Linked DNA regions of Homo sapiens: region 2 is linked to region 1. The links are chromatin loops, found by intact Hi-C in ENCODE. Cell type or tissue: breast epithelium. All regions are shown on one strand. Each heading gives the region's core, and the rest is flanking DNA. Links, peaks and the distances in the headings are about the cores only. Region 1 overlaps UBE3B (ubiquitin protein ligase E3B). Region 2 overlaps MYO1H (myosin IH).

What was found. Peaks named below come from ENCODE experiments on the same cell type or tissue, not always from the same donor. Only the 100,000 strongest peaks of a DNase experiment are listed, where the experiment ranks them.
Region 2: a loop joins it to region 1, with 15 times the contacts of the local background. A loop is called at or near these places in 3 of 110 quality-filtered maps.

Annotation. Positions count from the first base shown.
Region 1 is chr12:109,510,616-109,515,989 of GRCh38, forward strand. UBE3B (ubiquitin protein ligase E3B) reads left to right here. Exons shown (of 28, transcript NM_130466.4): 18 at 589-688. Among named protein-coding and RNA genes, the nearest start is that of UBE3B, 36 kb to the left of the region's middle. In breast epithelium, for the core only: no CTCF peak of the experiment used is centred there; no DNase peak of the experiment used is centred there.
Region 2 is chr12:109,438,929-109,444,302 of GRCh38, forward strand. MYO1H (myosin IH) reads left to right here. Exons shown (of 32, transcript NM_001101421.4): 24 at 703-862; 25 at 1,816-1,899; 26 at 2,687-2,780; 27 at 3,289-3,344; 28 at 4,586-4,721; 29 at 5,285-5,355. Among named protein-coding and RNA genes, the nearest start is that of KCTD10, 36 kb to the right of the region's middle. In breast epithelium, for the core only: no CTCF peak of the experiment used is centred there; DNase peaks (open chromatin) are centred at 421 and 2,373; H3K27ac peaks cover 3,397 bases.

The DNA.
Region 1 (5,374 bases), core at 15-5,014:
ACCTGTCAGGACGCTTCTGTTAAGAGATGTTTACACCAAATATGATTAGAGTTAATTAATGGCAACAGAGCCAGATTATATTTAGCATACATTTCTCATCCAAACTAGGAAGAGGTCTTTTAGCTGAGCTGAGCAACAGAGCATGAGAGTTAAAAGGCAGTTTTTATTAGCAGAATTACTAGAGTAAAAACTGCTTTTAGGTTTTTTGGAGAGTAATGGGGTGGGGGAAATCCTCCTATCACAACTGAACATAGGCATGTATCTGCATTTTTATCAATGAGTTCAAGCTTTATGGCAACTGCTGAAGCTGTGGCACTAGAGCAGGGACTGGCAAACTTCTGTAAAGGGCCAGATGACTTTAGGCTTTGTGGACCAGACAGTCTCTGTTGTAGCTACTCAACTCTGCTCTTGTAGCACAAAAGCTGCCATAGGCTATACATGTATGAATGAGTATGGTCATGTTCCCATCAGACTCTTGAGAAACAGACAGCACCCTGCATGTGGCCCACATGGTGTCATTTCCCAGCCTCACACTAGAGGATGGTTTCCTTCTTTTAATTCTCCCAAACCCATGTCTTTCTTCTCAAGGGATCTCAAACCTAGCGTGCTCTTCCAAGAACTCGACAGGGACAGAAAACGGGCACAGTTGATCCTGCAGTACATCCCACATGTCATCCCTCACAAAAACGTGAGTTGCACTCAGAGCTGGGCCCCGATGTGTCTTTCTATTCCCCCACGTGGTTCCTGCCTTTCCATCCTTGCTATGGCAATTGGAGGTGACTAAGTGGGATCATTCATTCAGCACAAGGAAACGGTGGTTGCTATTACTTTGGTGAGGTTACACCCAGTGCTGGGGTACAGAGCTGGAGAAGACAGTGTGAACTGGCGATGCTGGTGGAGTGGCAGCCCAGGTACGGAGACCTGACCAGCTGGAGGGAGGGAAAGGGGACAGGAAAGGGTCCCACGGGCAAAAGTGGACAGTGTTGAAAGGCTGAGTTAGAAAGGATGAGGTGCTTTTGGAGAGTCAAATGTGCAGTGTGGCTGGAGAGAATAGAAAGGATGGGGTCAAGAGGAAGCCGAGGAGGGTAGTAGGAACTAGAGCAAGACAGCCTTAGAAACCAAGGCTGGGAGCAAGGGCTTTCTGCAAAGCCACCGGAGGGCTGGAAGCTTAGGAGGCACCTGGTCAGAGCCATACTTCAGGAAGGTCATCTTGGCTGCAGCGTGGAGGGCTGGCTAGAGGCAGGGGTGTTAAAGCAAGCTGTCCTGCACTAGGGTGGGCCCTGGGAGTCAAAAGATGAGCAAGTCAAGAGATTTTTAAGGAGGCCTCAGAGAATGGTCACATCCCAAGGGGAAAGAAAGGAAGAATTCAGGTGATGCTCGGGTGTCTGGCTTGGGTACTTGGGGGGTGTTTTCCTGAGGTGGAAGAGCAGGACTGGGACATGGCGGCGAGTTCAGCATCGAGCAGGTAGGATGTGAGATGTCTCTGGCTCCTGGAAGCCATTGGAAAGGGGGTCTGGCATTCAGGAGGGAGGAGCTTGTGTGGGGAGAGCACCCAAATCTCCTGACTGCCCCCATGGACTGGGTGAGGTAGTCAGGGAATCAGACAGCACCCAAGTCTGCTGACTCCCCCCATAACCTGGGCGAGGTGGTTGGGGAGTCAGACGGAGTGAGAAGTCCAGGGCACTGAGGCAGAGCCCTGCAGGACCCGTCCCACAGAGGGCCAACACGAGGAGGGAAGGAGGGAAACCAGGAGAGTGCCACACACCCGGGGGATGAGAGAGACTTGGGGAGGATTGGGCTGTGGCAGGAGCATCCAGGAAATGAGGGTAGCAAGCATGGCTCACGTCCCTGGTGAGTGGCAGGCACTCTGGAAATGTCCGATGCTGCGACAACACTCAGCTCCTCTTAGAAGAGTCTTCTAGGAGTCTAGGTTGTGTCCTTTATTTTTCTCCTGTTCTATTTTCTTTTTCTTTTTTTAACGAAGTAGACATATTTTTAGAAAAGAGCATAAATCATATTTTTGTAAATTAAATCTCATTTTTCAGAGGTATTTCATCCTCACTGCTGTCTGATACTGTTCTGTCCTTGACTTTAATACTTATGGTTGCTATTCTTTCCCCCTCAAGCAGTGATGTGCAAACAATGTGGCTGTTTAAATTCTTACTGCACTTGGCAAACTCTCAGAAGTGAAGGGCCTTACGGCAATTACTTAATCAAATGTGCCTTCCTTGAGGGAGCCCCTGCTATGATGTCCCTGACCTTGCTTCCAATAGAAAATGCACAGCTTTGCAAAACAGGCTGTTCTGTGGCTTTACTTTTCCAAAAGATAGAACATTCTTCCTCATCATGAACTGTGCTTCTCTGTAACTTCTACCCTTTGGTCCTTGAACAACCCCTAAAAGTGGCTTCTTTTATCTTCTGTGATCTGTTGGCAGCTCCCGTTTGCATGTGGGGCTTGTGTTTTCCAAGTGTAGTATCCTTAGCCTCTCCACCTCGTCTTTGTTTGAAATAGGCTCCAGCCTTCATCTCCTGGGCCTCATCTGGTTTGGTGGTGTCTGGTTTAAAATGCAGCCCCTCCTCCTGGACCCGCGTGTCTGTGAAATCAGCCTCTGACCATTGCATTCCCATAACACATCGTCTAGACCCTCCGCTCTGTTTCTCTGTGGTTCACGTGTGCTGTGGCCACTGGAGGTGCTGCACAATATTTTAAATTTCTGAGGAGAACACAGTGAGACACCACATGAACTGCTAGTTCAGAGTAGTTCGTGGTTTCAACATGAGATTGCACTACATTCTTTTTAATGATGTTTGCAAAGCTGGCTTGTAAGAACAAAATAAAAATATTTTATATTTCAAAGTATGTGCATTTGTAAAATACAGCAACTGAGGTCTTAGGACATAAATATTTGGGACCTAACTACCTAGTAAAAAGGACTGCTAGGGATTTCTTTTGGCCTAGGAGTACCATGAAAAAAGTTACTGCAGTGATAGAGGTGCTGTGAATAAGAAAGTCAGGGAACCGCTGAGATAAATTGGAATGACTTTTAAGTCCAGGGTATATAGTAATCCCCACATTTTTTTTTTCTTTTGGGAATTTTGCTTAAATATGTCATCAAGGTTGTTTGTCCTTAGTTCATAAAATGTCCTCCCTCAGGAAAATGGGGCCCTCGTCATCTCCTGCCCCTTCCTGCTCCGTGATTGCAGGTCCTGGGGGAGTATCTAAGGCTTGGTGTTTTCAGAGCAGATGGGCTGTCTTGTTGCCCCTCCGCCCATCTCAAGCTTCAAGCTCCCCTTAGTGGCATGTGTGCTGCCCTCTGCCATTGAAATATTCTTGCTGGAGTACACAGGAGGGTAATAGGCTCTCTCTGCTCTGTTACCATTATACCATCTGCCCTAAATGTTGAACCTCTCCCTTGTTCTCGATTTCACTATAATGCCTTTCTTGTTTTCCTTAACATTTGTTAAAGCCTCAGCTCTGCCTGGCTCACGTGCACAGCACTTCATTTTCTGCACCCTCTTACATCGCTTTTACCTGTTTATGTGTGACTCATCCCCTGGCTGGCCCTTAAGTCCTCTCTGCCTTTTGTGTTTACCCAGAAGGCCTAAGAGGTGTGGAGTGGGCAGAGGCTTTGTAGTATGGGGGCTGTGTCTGGGCTTTGGATTTCATTCCATCCCCCTGCCCACCAACTGTGTAGCCTTGGGTGAGTAAGGTCTTCATCTGTAGAATGGGGAGAATGATCCGTACCCAACTGTCCACTGCAGTCGCTGAGGTTGCCCAGCCCTTGCAGCCTGGATAAGCTTGCCTCAGACTTTCTTCCATGCCCCATAGAAATCCAGAGCCCTGTCCAGGCTTTCTGTGGTCACTTCTGTCTCTTTAGTTCTGTTTCTGTGTCTTCTGCTATCTCCACCCCATACTGGATTGACCCAGATGTAACTCGCCTTCCGCCTGTGTATCACCAAACAGCACCCCTTCAGGTGGTCATGCCAAAGATTTGGGGTCATAGGAAGTAGTTGTGTCACAAACTACACGACTCCACATGACAAACACCTGTTCTCAAAAGTCCTACAGTTCCCCTGCCATGGAGGGGAGAGGTAGGAGCACCCTTCATTCCTATCACCAGCCTCCCTCCCTGTGTCCCCAATCTGTCCCCTCTCTTCTGCATGGCCCTGGAACCTCTCAGGGCTTTTGGTTCTACTCAGAGCACGTCAGTCCTGTCACGTCTAGATCTGTCAACCAGCCTCAGCAAGATGCTTCACTGAACAGTAGTTCCTCCACTCAGTACCATCCCCTTTCTTCTTCTTTTTTTTTTTTTATTAAGACAGAGTCTCGCTCTGTCGCCCAGGCTGGAGTGCAGTGGCGCGATCTCAGCTCACTGCAAGCTCCACCTACCGGGTTCACGCCATTCTCCTGCCTCAGCCTCCCGAGTAGCTGGGACTACAGGTGCTCGCCACCACGCCCAGCTAATTTTTTGTATTTTTAGTGGAGACGGGGTTTCACCGTGTTAGCCAGGATGGTCTCGATCTCCTGACCTCATGATCCGCCCGCCTAGGCCTCCCAAAGTGCTGGGATTACAGGCGTGAGCCACCGCGACTGGCCCATCCCCTTTCTTCTTAAGGGGCTGTTGGTCATTGCTTTTTTTGTTACAATCATATTTGCCTAATAGAGTTAACATAATAATTAAATGAAAATATACTAGCACCCACTGGTATATAGTATTTCCTGTTGTTGTTACTATTATTACTGTTTTTTTGTTGTTGTTGTTGTTGTTTTGAGACAGAGTTTCACTCTTGTTGCCCAGGCTGGAGTGTGATGGTACGATCTTGGCTCACCACAACCTGCGCCTCCCAAGTTCAAGCGATTCTCCTGCCTCAGCCTCCCGAGTAGCTGGGATTACAGGCATGTGCCACCACGCCCAGCTAATTCTATATTTTTAGTAGAGTTGGGGTTTCTCCCTGTTGGTCAGGCTGGTCTCGAACTCCCGACCTCAGGTGATCCACCTGCCTCGGCCTCTCAAAGTGCTGGGATTACAGGCGTGAGCCACTGTGCCCAGCTGTTACTGTTCTTATTTGTATTTAATAAAGTTCTTGACTTTGGGGGAGATTCCCATTTTTAAAAAAACAGCTGTGGTTAGATTTATGTATTCATTCAGCTGACTTGATTTAAATGGTATTAGGGTGCTGATTCTTGAGCCCAGGATGGGGCAAAGAGTCATGCTCTTTCTAAATAGGTTTAGCAGAATCTTAAGAATAAGGAGAGAGGGTTCCTTTCAAGCAGTAATTGAGAAATATTACTGGTGGGACTGTGGTGGGCTTGAAGGCACAGAGGAGGCAGGTTGAAAGGTCAGGGAGCTTTATACTGTAGGGTCATTTTTAA
Region 2 (5,374 bases), core at 79-5,078, 72 kb before region 1:
AGACCAGCAAACTGGAACGCTCAGTCTACCTCAAGGTGGGGCGGTAACTAGCCCATTCCAGTTTACTGCTGCTGTGGGGAAATGTAGCCAGATGGCTTGAATTTTCAAGGAACGCTGAAATCTGGCTTTTGGGGTTTTGTTGTTGTTGTTTGTTTTTTTTGTTTGAGATGGAGTCTCACTCTGTCGCCCAGGCTGGAGTACAATGGTGTGATCTCGGCTCACTGCAACCTCCGCCTTCTGGGTTCAAGCGATTCTCCTGCCTCAGCCTTCCAAGTAGCTGAGATTACAGGCACACACCACCACACCCGGCTAAATTTTTTGTATTTTTAGTAGAGAGACAGGGTTTCACCATGTTGGTCAGGCTAGTCTCGAATTCTTGACCTCAAATGATCCGCCTGCCTCAGCCTGCCAAAATGCTGGGATTACAGGCATGAGCCACCATGCCCAGCCTTGAAATCTGGCTTTTATGCCCTGCTTCCTAACTTTTTAAAATTGGCAGCTAATTAAAGCTCCTCAAAACAAAACAAAAGGCCGTGTGGGTGAAATCGAACATATATGTGGGGCAGATTTGGCCTCTGGCCTATGTGGTCATCTCCACAGCCTCTACCACTTTGGCCGCCTCTGAATCAAAGAAGGGGGAAGAGAATGTAAATCTCGGTGAAGAAATGGTCCAGAAAAGTAAGAAAACATTTTCCTTTTTAGGTTCATTAAAGGATTCATCAGTCGCAACAAACCCCTCTGTCCTGACAACGAGGAATTTATCGTGTTTGTGCGGAAGAATTACATCTTGAATCTCCGGTATCACCTTCCAAAGACTGTCCTGGACAAGAGCTGGCTGAGGCCTCCTGGCATCTTGGAAAATGTAAGGACTAATCTGGGATTTCCAGTGTTGTAAGTAGCACGGGCACTGACGAAGCTTAACTCTTGCATGTCTTTGTGCTGCCTCCCTTTGGCTTGAAAGGGCTGCCCTGGCAAAGCCCTTCTTCCCAAGGATGCTGCACAAGAAATTGAACTCCTCAGAATTTGCGATGTCCTTAGTAGCATTATAAAGCCACTGGAGTGTCCTTAGTAGCATTATAAAGCCACTGGAGGTTGTTTAAACAGAGCACTTTTTTTTTTTTTTTGAGATGGAGTCTTGCTCTGTCACCCAGGCTAGAGTGCAGTGGCGCGATCTTGGCTCACTGCAACCTCCGCCTCCTAGGCTCAAGTGATTCTGGTGTGTCAGCCCCCCTGAATAACTGAGATTACAGGCGCCCGCCACCATGCCTGGCTAATTTTTGTATTTTTAGTAGAGACGGAGTTTTGCCATGTTGGCCAGGTTAGTCTCGAACTCCTGACCTCAAATGATCTGTCCGCCTCAGCCTCCCAAAGTGCTGGGATTACAGGTGCGAGTCACCGTGCCCAGCCGACAGAGTACTTTCGAATCATTTCTATTCCTGACGTAGCCTTCCTAGAATAGCATCCCTCAAGAGATGATCTGAGGACCCTCTGTGTCTGGAACTTAGAGGCGGGGCTGTTGTAAGAGTCCCGGGCTCCACTTTGGACCCACTGAGTCAGAATCTCCAGGAATCTCATTATAGCCAGTTCTGCAGGTGAGTCATAAACATATTCAAGTTTGAGAATCATTCGTTAAGCAACAGCAAAAAGTTGGGAGAGGATCAGGTTAGCTGCTGTGACTATAAAATATAAAATATTAACACTGTGCTTGAAATCAAACTGAATTCAGCAGTGTTTTTTTAAAGCTTCATTTTGATCGCCACAGCCCCAGACAGGGAGTGAGTGAGGCAAGTGGAAAGAAGTGTGTTCTCCACACAGGCATCAGATCTGCTCAGGAAAATGTGCGTGAGGAACCTGGTGCAGAAGTACTGCCGCGGGATCACAGCTGAGCGGAAAGCAATGGTAGGGACATGATGTCTGCGGTGGCCGGTGGTGGGGGTGGGTGTAAGAGTGGGTCCTGAGTGTCAGTCCTCCTCATCCACCATTTCACCTATAAGCGGGGGTCATGCTAGTCCCATGCTTTGAAATGTTCAAGATAATTGCAGGTAGACCTGCAGAGAGCCCTGGATGAATGCCAGCTGTTACTGTAATCAGCATGGCTCCGTTTGTTACCATGGGAACACAATCACAACGGCTCCTGCCATCCATCCACCGGAGCAGAGAATGTAGACCCCTTTCTGCTGGAAATCTGTTTTTCACCGTGCTAACCTGCGGGTCTTTTGTGTAAAGGGCTAGAAGAGTAACTATTTCAGGGTTTGTGGCCTTTCTCTGTTGGAATTACTCAACTCTGCTGCTACAGTGAGAAAGCAGCCATGGACAATGTGTGCATGAATGGCATGGCTCTGTCCCAATAGAATGTTACTTACAAAAAGGGACAGCAGGCTGAGTTTGGCCTGCAGGCTGTGGTTTCCCAATCCCTGATCTACAAGAAACTGCTCTTGGAACTCTGGAAAATCCACTTTCAGGAAGGTAGTAAGGGAACGAGCAGAAACGTCAACCCAGTCTCTACCAATATGACTTTCAGGGCATTTTGGCCAAAGCCAGGAAGGTGTTCTGACTTGTATGCTCCAGGGTAACAAGGCTCCCACAGTTTATCCAGCAAAGGATGTGACCTCAATGGGTCTAGAGCTCTTCTATCCCAAAGAAGCCTGTGGCTACCATTTTTATACTTTCAATTGTGTATTACCAGATGCAGCAAAAGGTAGTTACAAGTGAAATCTTCAGGGGAAGGAAAGACGGCTACACAGAAAGTTTAAATCAACCCTTTGTCAACAGTCGGATAGGTAAGTACATTTTCCAGCCTATGTACTTGGCTTTCCAATTCTAAAAGGAGTTAAAGGGTGGGGTGCGGTGGCTCATGCCCATAATCTCAGCACTTTGGGAGGCCGAGGTGGGCGGATTGCCTGAGCTCAGGAGTTCGAGACCAGCCTGGCCAACATGGCGAAACCCCATCTCAACTAAAATACAAAATATTAGCAGGGCGTGGTGGTGTCCACCTGTAGTCCCAACTACTCGGGAGGCAGAGGCAGGAGAATGGCTTGAACCCAGGAGGCGGAGGACGCAGTGAGCCGAGATCATGCCACTGCACTCCAGCCTGGGAGACAGAGCGAGACTCTGTCTCCAAAAAAATAAGTCAAAGGCAGATGCTCAACTCTGCAGCATTTCCTGATGGCTATTTCCCCACCTGAGATCTTAGCACAGAGATGCATAACAAAACTAGCAGATACCAATGACTTTTCCACAGGATTGGTACTTTAGTGATGATTCATGGCCTTCTGGTTCCCTCTCTAGATGAAGGAGACATTAATCCGAAAGTGCTTCAGCTAATTAGCCATGAGAAAATCCAGGTAAGGCGATGTGTGTCCTCAGTCTCAAACAGGATTCCCTCATCGAGTCTAAGAGCAGGGTCCCCTTTCTCCATAAAGGGCGCACTATTTAAATGCAGGGGTGCAGCTGGGCAGCTGGGGCTCTCAACTGTGATGCTTTGGGTATTAACTAAGATGATGGGGAACAAATGATGATTAGATAATGGCTGCTGTTCTCATGACACCTCCGTCACCCTAGAAACTGTCTTGGTTTGCTTTCCTACAAAATTGAATGAAGTGTAGCCATGAACTTAATCACGAAACACCCCCTTATTGGTGAGAGGCAGTGTGGCATAGTGCCTGGGCACTGACACTTGCTTTGAACGTAGCAGCCGTGAGATCCTGGGCAGGTCACTTAAGCTCTTGGTGCCTCTGATCTTCTGTGAATGAGGATGATGGGTTTACTGAGAGGATGAATGAGTCGGTGGGCGAGAGGTGCTCAGGCTGCTGCCTGGCACGCAGCAGCAGGTGAAGCCCTGGTGATCGTGTGTGCCAGTGTCTGCTCTTTTTTTTTTTTTTTTTTTTTTTGTTCCCTGGGGAATAGAAGCCACTGTGACTGGATTGGATTACACTGTGGCTGTGAGAGTTTTCATCTCTGACCATCAGAGCAGACCTGCAAGGCAGGCAGCCATAGCCTTGACTTCCTCAGAGGGCAACGCAGGTAGGCAGAGCTAGGGATCCAAATCCCCATCATGCAGAGAGCCAGGAAAAAAAAAAAAATATATATATATATATATATGTGTGTGTGTGTGTGTGTATATATGTGTACGTATGTGTGTATATATGTGTACGTATGTGTGTATATATGTGTACGTATATGTGTGTATATGTGTACGTATATATGTGTGTATATGTGTACGTATGTGTGTGTATATGTGTACGTATGTGTGTATATGTGTACGTATATGTGTGTATATGTGTACGTATATGTGTGTGTATATGTGTACGTATATGTGTGTGTATATGTGTACGTATATGTGTGTGTATATGTGTACGTATATATGTGTGTATATATGTGTACGTATATATGTGTGTATGTATGTGTACGTATATATGTGTGTATATACACACACACACACACACACACACACACACACACACACATACACGCAAAATCTGTTTGAGCTTTTCTAAATGCTTGACATCACTTTACCGGTGTCTGAGTAGCAAGAAACTCGGTACTCTGCCCCACCTTCCCTGGTGAAGTCACCTTCCCCTTGCAGTATGGTGTCCCGGTCATTAAATATGACAGAAAAGGCTTCAAAGCACGGCAGCGGCAACTCATTCTTACTCAGAAAGCAGCTTACGTGGTGGAACTTGCCAAAATCAAGCAGAAAATAGAGTACTCAGCTCTCAAAGGTAAGAAGTGGGCAATCTTTAAAACAATGCACTGAGTTGACTCAACTACTGGAAAGCCCAGTAATGAAGCTCCCAAATGGGAAACACAAGTGTAGGGTGCCCATAAACCCCGGGGTAGTGATGCACACCTGTAGTCTCAGCTACTCGGAAGGCTGAGGCAGGAGGATCACTTGAGCCTGGGAATTCGAAGCTGCAGTGAGCTATGATTGTGCCACACACTCCAGCCTGGGTGGCAAAGTGAGACTCTGGCTCAAAAAAAAAAACAAAAAACAAAACCATCTGCCCTCCTCCCCTAGCGTTGCCCAGCCTGGACTGCACCCTTATTCTGGCATAAATATTAATAGCACCACTTTACTCAAGTACCCAGGTTGGGCAATAGTCTGCTTCCACGGTGATCAGAGCCCACTAGCAGGCTAAGATTTCTAAAGTATGCCCTTCATCCTTCTGGGCCCAGCTAGGAGAATGAAGTGTGGTGTTGGGCAGCCCCTGGGCGTATCTCTTCTTCCTCTGTACTAATGTCAAGCTCTCTAGTTCTTGGCTCCTAACTCTGGATCTGTCTTAAGGTGTCTCCACTAGCAATCTGAGTGATGGAATCTTAGTCATTCATGTTTCACCAGAGGACAGCAAGCAAAAGGTAATTGACAGCCACCAGT